Regions from separate parts of the Homo sapiens genome. Here region 1 is linked to region 2. A link is an interaction called in ENCODE POLR2A ChIA-PET data of the cell type or tissue named here. Cell type or tissue: Panc1. All regions are shown on one strand.

What was found. ChIA-PET counts read pairs that join two places held together with the same protein. Peaks named below come from ENCODE experiments on the same cell type or tissue, not always from the same donor. Only the 100,000 strongest peaks of a DNase experiment are listed, where the experiment ranks them.
Region 1: POLR2A ChIA-PET joins it to region 2 with 9 read pairs; 2 of 35 experiments call an interaction of 5 or more read pairs at or near these places.

The regions. Positions count from the first base shown.
Region 1 is chr12:55,961,924-55,966,923 of GRCh38, forward strand. PMEL (premelanosome protein) reads right to left here and starts at 4,119. Exons shown (of 11, transcript NM_001384361.1): 1 at 4,013-4,119. The coding sequence starts at 4,088. CDK2 (cyclin dependent kinase 2) reads left to right here and starts at 4,907. Exons shown (of 7, transcript NM_001798.5): 1 at 4,907-5,000. RefSeq lists an enhancer at 4,598-4,677. In Panc1, no CTCF peak of the experiment used is centred here; no DNase peak of the experiment used is centred here; H3K4me3 peaks cover 769 bases; H3K27ac peaks cover 732 bases.
Region 2 is chr12:56,715,983-56,720,982 of GRCh38, forward strand. It overlaps NACA (nascent polypeptide associated complex subunit alpha), which reads right to left. Exons shown (of 9, transcript NM_001365896.1): 3 at 1-5,000. Among named protein-coding and RNA genes, the nearest start is that of NACA, 6.8 kb to the right of the region's middle. RefSeq lists an enhancer at 4,834-4,953. In Panc1, no CTCF peak of the experiment used is centred here; no DNase peak of the experiment used is centred here; H3K27ac peaks cover 14 bases.

The sequences.
Region 1 (5,000 bases), 750 kb before region 2:
TCTCCTGGGTTCAAGCGATTCTCCTGCCTCAGCCTCCTGAGTAGCTGGGATTACAGGCATGTGCCACCATGCCAGGCTAATTTTGTATTTTTAGTAGAGATGGGGTTTCTCCATGTTGGTTGGTCTGGTCTCGAACTCCCGACCTTAGGTGATCTGCCTGCTTTGGCCTCCCAAAGTGCTGGGATTACAGGCGTGAGCCACTGCGCCCGGCTGAAGTGCATTTTTAAAACTCATTTATTTGGCCGGGTGTGGTGGCTCACACCTGTAATCCCAGTACTTTGGGAGGCTGAGGCGGGTGGATCATGAGGTCAAGAGATAGAGACCATCCTGGCCAACATGGGGAAACCCTGTCTCTACTAAAAATACAAAATTAGCCGGGCATGGTGGTGCGCACCTGTAGTTCCAGCTACTTGGGAGGCTGAGGCAGGAGAATTGCTTGAACCCGGGAGGCAGAGGTTGCAGTGAGCTGAGATTCTGAGATTGCACCAGTGTACTCCAGCTGGCGATAGAGTAAGACTCCATCTCAAAAAAAAAAAAAAAAAAAAAAACACAAAAAACCCCTTATTTATTTGTTTATTTATTTATTATTACTCTTTTTTTTTTTTTTTTTTTTTTTTTGAGATGGAGTCTCGCTCTGCCCCCTAGGCTGGAATGCAGTGGCGTGATCTTGGCTCACTATAGCCTCCGCTTCCTGGATTCAAGCAATTCTCGTTCCTCAGCCTCCCAAGTAGCTGGGACTACAGGCACCCACCACCACACCCAACTAATTTTTGTATTTTTAGTTTCGCCATGTTTCATGGTTTCTCCATGTTGGCCAGGTTTGTCTCAAACTCCTGACCTCAAGTGATCCAACCGCTTCGGCCTCCCAAAGTGCTGGGATTATAGGCGTGAGCCACTGCGCCTCGCCTGTTTTGTTTTAAATCAAGACATAATTCACATACCATAAAATTTACTTTTAGCCAGGCATGGTGGCTCACATCTGTAATCCCAGCACTTTGAGAGGCCGAGGCAGGTGGATCACAAGGTCAGGAGTTCGAGACCAGCCTGGCCAAGTGAAACCCTGTCTCTACTAAAAATACAAAAATTAGCCGGGCGTGGTAGTGGGCACCTGTAGTTCCAGCTACTCAGGGGGCTGAGGCAGGAGAATTGCTTGAACCCAGGAGGCGGAGGTGGCAGTGAGCCGAGATCACACCACTGCACTCCAGCCTGGGCTACAGAGCAAGACTCCGTCTCAAAAAAAAAAAAAAATTTACTTTTGAACATGATCAAATTTGTGTTTTAGAAAGATCACGATGGCAAGCAGTGAGGAGGATGGATTAGAGGCTGGCAGAGATTGGGGATGGGGACAGGGAAGACAAAATTATTGTAACTGACCAAGAGAGGTCTGAGAAGAAAAGGATATGCTGGACCTCCATCTGCCCCACCCAGGTCCAACAACTATCAACACCTTGCCACATTTGCTTTGTTTATCCTTACTAGTTGTTGTTTTTGTTTTTGTTTTGGCTAAAGTATGTAAAAGCAAATCCCAGACATCGTGTTATTTTAACCCTACAAATTTAAAATGTATGAGTATTTTCTTGCATAAGCACAATGTCATTTCATGCTAGACAAAATTATCAAACTCAGTCCATATAAAATTTCATGAATATCTGGAAAAATGTCTTATGATTTTTAAAATCAGGATCCAAAATATAAGTACAGTCTTTTTGTTAAGAGCCTTAGGTGGGTGGGTGTGAACAGACTCTTTCCAGGATACATTAAGGAATATAGTAAAAGAAAAAGACTTGAAACTGCAGCACAGCGAGGAAAGTCACATCAAGGAGAACTTCCTAGAAATCTGTGACACTAAACATCTAGGGAGAAAGCAGGGCTGGGATATAATGTATGTATTTCAGCACAGCAGAAACTACCCTCACCCCATTTTTCCCTTTCCTGCAGAAACCTCTCTCCCCTCCCCTTCCCTCCCCTCTCCTCTCCTTTCTGTATATAGTTCAGCACAGCAAAAACTACCCTCACCCCATTTTTCCCTTTCCTGCAGAAACTTCCTTCCCTTTCCTTTCCCTTTCCCCTTTCCTTTCCTTTTGATACAGGGTTTTGCTCTCTCACCCTGCGTGCAGTGGCACGTTCATCACTCACTGCAGCCTCAAACTCCTAGGCTGAAGCCATCTTCCTCATTAGCCTCCCAAGTGGCTAGGACCACAGGTGCTCACCACCAAGCCTGGCTAATTTTTTTTTTTTTTTTTTTTGAGACAGAGTTTCGCTCTTGTTGCCCAGGCTGGAAGGCTGGAGTACAATGGCACGATCTCAGCTTACTACAACCTCCGCCTCCCGGGTTCAAGCGATTCTCCTGCCTCAGCCTCCTGAGTGGCTGGGATTACAGGCATGCACCACCACGCCCAGCTAATTTTGTATTTTTAGTAGAGACTGGGTTTCTCTATGTTGGTCAGGCTGGTCTCAAACTCCCAACTTCAGCTGATCCACCTGCCTTGGTCTCGCAAAGTGCTGGGATTACAGGCGTGAGCCACCAAGCCTGGCCTAGGCCTGGCTAATTTTTTTACGTTTCGTAGAGACAAGGTCTCACTATGTTGCTCAGGCTGGTCTTGAACTCCTGGGCTCAAGCAATCCTATGACCACGGCCTCCCAAAGTGCTGGGATTACAGGTGTGAGCCACTACACCCGGCCTCCTTATCTCTTTTCTTTTCTTTTCTTTTTTTATTTTTTTGAGACAGAGTCTTGCTGTTGCCCAGGCTGGAATGCAATGGTGTGATCTCGGCTCACTGCAACCTCTGCCTCCCAGGTTCAAGCGATTCTCATGCCTCGGCCTCCCAAGTAGTTGGGATTACAGGTGCGTACCACCATGCCCAGCTAATTTTTGTATTTTTAGTAGAGATGGAGTTTCACCATATTGGCCAGGCTGGTCTGACCTCAAGTGATCCACCCGTCTCAGCCTCTCAAAGTGCTAGGATTACAGGCATGAGTTACTGTGCCGGGCCTCATCCCCTTTCTTTTTTTTTTTTTTTTTGAGACGGAGACTCGCTCTGTCACCCAGGCTGGAGTGCATTGGTGTGATCTTGGCTCACTGCAACCTCTGCCTTCTGGGTTCAAGTGATTCTCCAGCCTCAGCCTTCTGAGTAGCTGGGACTACAGGCATGTGCCACCATGCCCAGCTAATTTTTGTACTTTTAGTAGAGACGGGGGTTTCACCATATTGGCCAGGCTGGTCTCGAACTCCTGACCTCGTGATCCACCTGCTTCAGCCTCCCAAAGTGCTGGGATTACAGGCGTGAGCCACGGCGCCCGGCCTCATTCCCTTTCTAATGTGTGCTGTAACCCTAGTTGATTCTGCTGGGGGAGGATCTGGAATCATCTATTGAGCATCCCACCACTAGAACAAGAGAAGTCATAAGATACCCCATTCTTTCTCCACTTCCAACTCTCCTCAGAGCAGCACGGGACATTCCAGACCCTCTCACCACCCCACCCCCGCCCCTTGCTCCTGTCACGAGGCCCAATCCCCCAGAGCCCTTTCATGTGATGCTCAGCTGAGACCCCTCTGCCTATCTCTCCAGCCCCAGAACAAAAGGTCTGGGCTGTGTTCACCCGTACCCATCCCAAGAGGAGAGGATTGTATCTCCTTAGTGTTCTTACCCAATACCACATTCTCTGACTCCCCACTTTAAATCTCCTACCCCAAGAGACGTTTCCTAAAAGAGTCTCCTGCACATTTCACCCCTTTGGAGCCCGTGCTCCAGCTCACTGCCAAGGAAGCCTCAGAATCAGTGCCACAGAGACCTTCTATCCTTCTGCCCCTCCAAGCATATGAGATTATTTTCAGGCAAAATCCCAAATCTCCATGTAGGGAGGGAGCCCAGGTGCCCACATCCTCACTAAATCAAATGAGTGGGAGACGCCTGAAATATTGCCGCTATCTCCCATTAGGAGGACAGAAACCAGAGCAGGGGGAATTCATCCCCAAGTTCACACCTGCTCATGTCCACATATCCACACATACCTTTTGTAGCCCCCACAGCCAGCAAAGCACCTATCACAGCCAAATGAAGAAGGCATCTTTTTAGCACCAGATCCATTGTGTTCTTCCCTCCAGCAACCAAAGGCACTGGGGGGACTGGGATAGGCCCCTATATAAGAAAAGGGTGCTCATTTGCATAGCCCTTCCTCTTCTCCCTCAGAGAAGGCCTGGGAGGGGCCGGAGGAGAGGAAAAAGGAAAAACTGACAAAGGGATCCTGGTCCCTAGACATTGCTTTCCCATCCTGCTACTCAATGACAGTTTCTGGTTTCACTGGGTCACTCTCATCTTGATGCACTCCCGGGCAAGAGCTAACTGAAAGGCAGCTGCGTAACACATACCAGACACAACAGTTTATCATGGGAGAGTGAATTAAACCAGGAACTTCTCAAAAAGACAGAAACAGAACCCTGCATCCCAAAACAGAGACAGTGTCGGGGTATGCTATGAGGCAGAGGCAACGACTCCTCTGAGGCCCAGGATTCCTTTGCAACGAGATTCCCGGCTTCCTGGTTTCCAAAGGAGGCTCCTGGGCCAGGTGGAATTTAACCTTAGGTCGATACATATTTTCCCCAGGATTGGTGAAAATAGTGAGTTAGAAATCAAGAAATCCCTACAGACTAGAGACATAGGTAGGAAACTTGGACCCAAAGCAGGTACTTGGGAAGAGTGTTCAGCCGCCCCACCGGGGAAGAAACTTGTCTAGCCCCCAAGAACCAAACTTGCCTGGGGCGGGATCATTTGCGGGGAGGAGCGCTGGGCTCGCCCCCCGGCTCTGACGTTGACCAATAGAAAGGCCTGGGGGCGGAGCCAGGGAAACGCGGGAAGCAGGGGCGGGGCCTCTGGTGGCGGTCGGGAACTCGGTGGGAGGCGGCAACATTGTTTCAAGTTGGCCAAATTGACAAGAGCGAGAGGTATACTGCGTTCCATCCCGACCCGGGGCCACGGTACTGGGCCCTGTTTCCCCCTCCT
Region 2 (5,000 bases):
GATTGGTTCCGGGGGAATCAGAGGCAGCAGCTCATCCTCATCAGCAGGGGCAAGGGGTTTAGAGGGTGATTCCAACACCAGCCCAGGAGAGGACGGCAGAAATTGCTGTTTAGGAGGCAGAGTGGGAACTGGGGAGGGAGCAAGAGGCAGAGAGACTGGTGGGGAGGGTGCTGCAGAGACAGATGCTGATTCAGGTTTAGGAAGGACCTTCTCAAAGGCAGCTGCTGTTAGAGGGGTGGACGCCTTAGACTCAGGAGGAGCCAAGGGGCCCTTTGGGGAATGAGAAGCATCTTTGCCTTTTGCTGTCTTTGAAGAGTCTTTCTGAACAGGGAGTAGAGGGGCTGGAGCCACTGTGGAAAGGGGTCCTTTAGAACCATTCTTAGCTGAGGGATCTGGGCATATAGGAGGTGAAGTAGCAGAACTCTTTTTGGTCTGTGGACCTTTCCGAGTGGGAGCTGTGATGATTGGCGTGCTTTCTGGAGCTGGGGCAACAAGTACTTCTTTCAGAGCTGTGGGGCCTTTCTTTGCTGGAAGCCCTTTAGATGCTTGAGGAACAGTGGCCCCCATTTTACATGTGACAGAAGCTGGGGAAGTAGGGGAGTCTTTGAGGGAGGAAGGAGTCACAGGTGGGGAAGTGGGAGTCCCTTTGGGGGCTGGAGTTGCTGGGCCCTTTTCGGGGGATGGAGGAGTCACAGCTGGAGGAGTAGGTGCCTCTTTGGGGGAAGGAGAAGTCACAGCTGGTGGAATGAGGAGCTCTTTGGGGGATGGGGCCCCTTTGTAAGTGGAAGGAGTCACTGCTGGGGGACTGGAGGCCTCTTTGGAGGATGGGGTAGCTGGGGCTTCTTTGGGGGTTGGAATTGCTGGGGTCTTTTTAGGGGAGGGAACAGTCATAGCTGGGGGAATGAGGGCCTCTTTGGGGGCTAGAGTTGCTGGGGTCTTTTTAGAGAGAAGAGTCGCTGTTGGGGCAATGGGGTCCCTTCTGGAGGATGGGGTAGCTGGGACCTCTTTGGGGGAAGAAGGAATCACAGCTGGCAGAGTGGGGGCCCCCATGGGGGCTGGAGTTGCTGGGGCCTTTTTGGGAGAGGAAGAAGTGGCAACTTGTTTGGGGGCTGGGGGCTCCTTGGGGGAAGGAGGAGTCACTGCTGGGAGGGTGGGATCCCCTTTGGAGGATGGGGTAGCTGGGCCTCCTTTGGGGGCTGAAGTTGCTGGGGCCTTTTTGAGGGAGACAGGAGTCACTGCTGGGGGAGTGAGATCTCCTTTGGATGGGGTGGCTGCGCCTTCTCTGGTGACTGGAGTTGCTGGAGCCTTTTTGGGGGAGAGAGGAATCACTGCTGGGGAAGTGGGGTCCCCTTTGGGAGATGGGATAGCTGGTCCTCTTTTGGGGGAGGGAGGAGTCATAGCGGGACCTCCTTTGTGGGAGGGGGTTGCAGCTGGGGGAGTGGGGCCCTCTTTGGAGGATGGAGTAGTTGGGCCTCCTTTAGAGGAGGGAGTTGTAGCTGGGAGAGTAGGGGTCCCTTTAGGGGAGGGAGGAGTTACAGCTGGGGGAGTGGGGGCCCCTTTGGGGGGTGGGGTACCTGGGCTTCCTTTTGGGGAGGGAGGAGTTGCAGCTGGAGGAGTGGGGGCCCCTTTGGGGGGTGAGGTAGCTGGGCCTCCTTTTGGAGAGGGAGGAGTTACAACTGCGGGATTGGGGGCCCCTTTGTGGGGTGGGGTAGCTAGACCTCCTTTTAGGGAGGGAGGAGTTGCAGCTGGGGGAGTGGGGGCCCCTTTGGGGGGTGGGGTAGCTGGGCCTCCTTTTGGGGAGGGAGGAGTTGCAGCTGGGGTTGTGGGGGCCCCTTTGGGGGATGGGGTAGCCAGACCTCCTTTTGGGGAGGGAGGAGTTGCAGCTGGGGTTGTGGGGGCCCCTTTGGGGGATGGGGTAGCTAGACCTCCTTTTGGGGAGGGAGGAGTTGCAGCTGGGGTTGTGGGGGCCCCTTTGGGGGATGGGGTAGCTAGACCTCCTTTTGGGGAAGGAGGAGTTGCAGCTGGGGTTGTGGGGGCCCCTTTTGGGGGTGGGGTAGCTAGACCTCCTTTTGGGGAAGGAGGAGTTGCAGCTGGGGTTGTGGGGGCCCCTTTTGGGGGTGGGGTAGCTAGACCTCCTTTTGGGGAGGGAGGAGTTGCAGCTGGGGTTGTGGGTGCCCCTTTGTGGGGTGGGGTAGCTAGACCTCCTTTTGGGGAGGGAGGAGTTGCAGCTGGGGGCATGGGGGCCCCTTTGGGGGATGGGGTAGCTGGGCCTCCTTTTGGGGAGGGAGGAGTCGCAGCTGGGGGAGTGGGGGCCCCCTTGAGGGATGGGGTAGCTGGACCTCCTTTTGGGGAGGGAAGAGTTGCAGCTGGGGTTGTGGGGGCCCCTTTGGGGAGTGGGGTAGCTGCTGGACTTCCTTTGGGGGAGGGAGGAGTTGCAGCTGGGGGTGTGGATGCCCCTTTGGGGAATGGGGTAGCTGCTGGACTTCCTTTGGGGGAGGGAGGAGTCACAGCTGGGGGTGTGGGGGCCCCTTTGGGGGATGGAGTAGCTGGACCTCCTTTGGGGGAGGGAGGAGTTGCAGCTGGGGGTGTGGGGGCCCCTTTGGGGGATGGAGTAGCTGGACCTCCTTTTGGGGAGGGAGGAGTTGCAGCTGGGGGTGTGGGGGCCCATTTCGGGGATGGGGTAGCTGGGCCTCCTTTAGGGGAGGGAGGAGTTGCAGCTGGGGGTGTGGGGGCCCCTTTGGGGGATGGGGAAGCTGGGATTCCTTTAGGGGCTGGAGTTGCTCGGGCCTTTTTGGGGGAGGAAGAAGTCATGGATAGAGCAGGAGCCTGTTTGGGTGCTGGAGTAGCTGGACCCTCTTTGGGGAAGGGCAGATTCACCACTGAAGGAGTGGGGGTCTCTTTGGGGGGTAGTGTTACTCCTTTGGGAGACAGAGGAGTCACAGCTGAGGGAGTAGGGGCCCCTTTGGGGGATGGAGGAGTGGGAGAATGCGTCGTGGCTGGTGAGTCTTTAGAGCCTTGGAAAGAAAGACTATTCTCTGGAAGAAATGAAGCTTCAACTGGAGAAACAGGGGATGAGAGATTTCCAATAGGAGTATCAGGGCCAGCAGAACCCTTCTTGGTTGGAGGTCTTTTAGTCTGAGGAGACACACTAACCCCTAAAGGAGATGGGGAATCAGCTAGGTAAGTCAGAGTTCCTTTGGAAGATGCAGTAGCAGAAGCACCAGAGTCCTCAGTTGGGCACTCTTTGGGAGAGGAAGCAACAGGTGCCAATGCTGAAGTATGAGAAATACCATCAACCTTTTTTGTACCTGGAGGAGTCCCAGCTGGGGGAAGAGAGGGTGAGGGCACAGACTTTGGGATTTCAGGGGCCAGCACTAAGGTAGCCAGAGGAGCACAGGTATTCTGGGGGGATGGAGCCACAGGGCAATTTTCTGAAGCTGTAGGAACCAAGGGTAAAGTAGTAAGAGTACCTTCCTTAACTGGGTGGTTTTTAGGAGCTAAAGAGACAGTTCCTTCTAGAAAAGGGCTGGCTGTAGTTGTATAAGTTGAGGTACCTTTGGCAGTTGTGGGAGCCACCCCGGCAGGGTCAGCACTTTCCAAAGGAAATGCAGCCACTGTTGGGGTAATGAGAGAACTTTTGAGAAGCGGACCAGCAGAGTCTGGGCCTGCATAAGAATCTGTCTTGATTACAGAGGCCGAGGAGTTAACACCCAGAGGGGAGGTCATACTGCTGGCTGGCTTACCTATAGGGAGAGGCTCCCCAAGGCTTTTCTTTGCTAGGGTGGCTTCAGGAGAAAGAGGTATCTCTGGAGAAGAGGATGTACTTTGGAAAGAAGGGGAATTTTTAGGGGCTGCCTGGACTAACGGTAATACAGTAGGGTCTTTCTTGGTGGTGAGTCCTGCTTGGGCTGGAGAGAAAGGGGCTCCTTCAAGAGAGGCAGGTACAGTTTGGAGGTCTTTTTGTGTTGGAAATTTAACCAATACTGAACTGGGGAGATTTTTGAGGTCTTCAGGGTCTGGCAGAGGAGGAGAGACTGGTATCCTCAGAGTGGTTGCTACTTGAGTAGAAGGCTCTTTGGGAGCCACAGGTGCCATAACCAAGGCAGCAGGGGAAGTTGGTTCTATGTTACTTATGGGACCTGATGACATTGGAGGAGAAACACAAGTAGCTACCTCAAAGGTAGTAGTAGGTGCTGCAGCAATTGTACAGGGGTTAGTCACCACAAGTGGGGTGGTTCCAACAGAAGAAACGGGCATTTGGGCCACTAAAGGATAATGATAAGTGGCATTAGGAGAGCTTTTGAGAATGAGAGAGGTTGTAGGAGATAATGAAAAAGAGGTAGCTACATTTAAGGAGCCAGAAGGGCTGCAGGTTATGCTAGAGATGGTAGAGGGACCTTTGTCAACAGATGGAGCCACCACTGGAAAGGCAGCCACAGTAGCAGGAACTACCTCATTTCTGGAAGGAAGGGGAGGAATTACAGATCTCTGAGAAGGATAAGAGGCCCCTGTGGAAGAATGATCTACAGAAATGGTCTTCACTGTAGGGTCTGACAAAGCACTAGGACCTGTTTGACCTAAAAGTTGGACAGAACCAAAAGAACTCTGATGTAAAGGTGCAAGATGAGAGCCCAGAGAAATGGGAAAATCTGGGGGGGTGTTGGGACCCGCAGTCTTTTGAGAAGAGGTCACCACAGGAAGAGACTGAGTTGAAAGAGATAAGGCAGCAGGTGGACTAACAGGCCCCTTCAGGCTGAGGCTTCCTGGGTTTTGTGGAGAAATCAGAACTGAGGAAATGGTGGTATCTTTGACTTGAGGGGAAGCGATGGCTAGGGTAGTTGTGGGTGTTGTCTGAGGAAGGGAGGCCACTCCAGATTGAATAGAGGCCATGGGAGTCACACAGTGGTAAGGAACAGTACTGACTATACATGGAGGGCTGGGGGTGCCTTTTGGATTAGGGACTACCTCAGAGGGAACTTTATTAAGATTAGTCTTTGGTT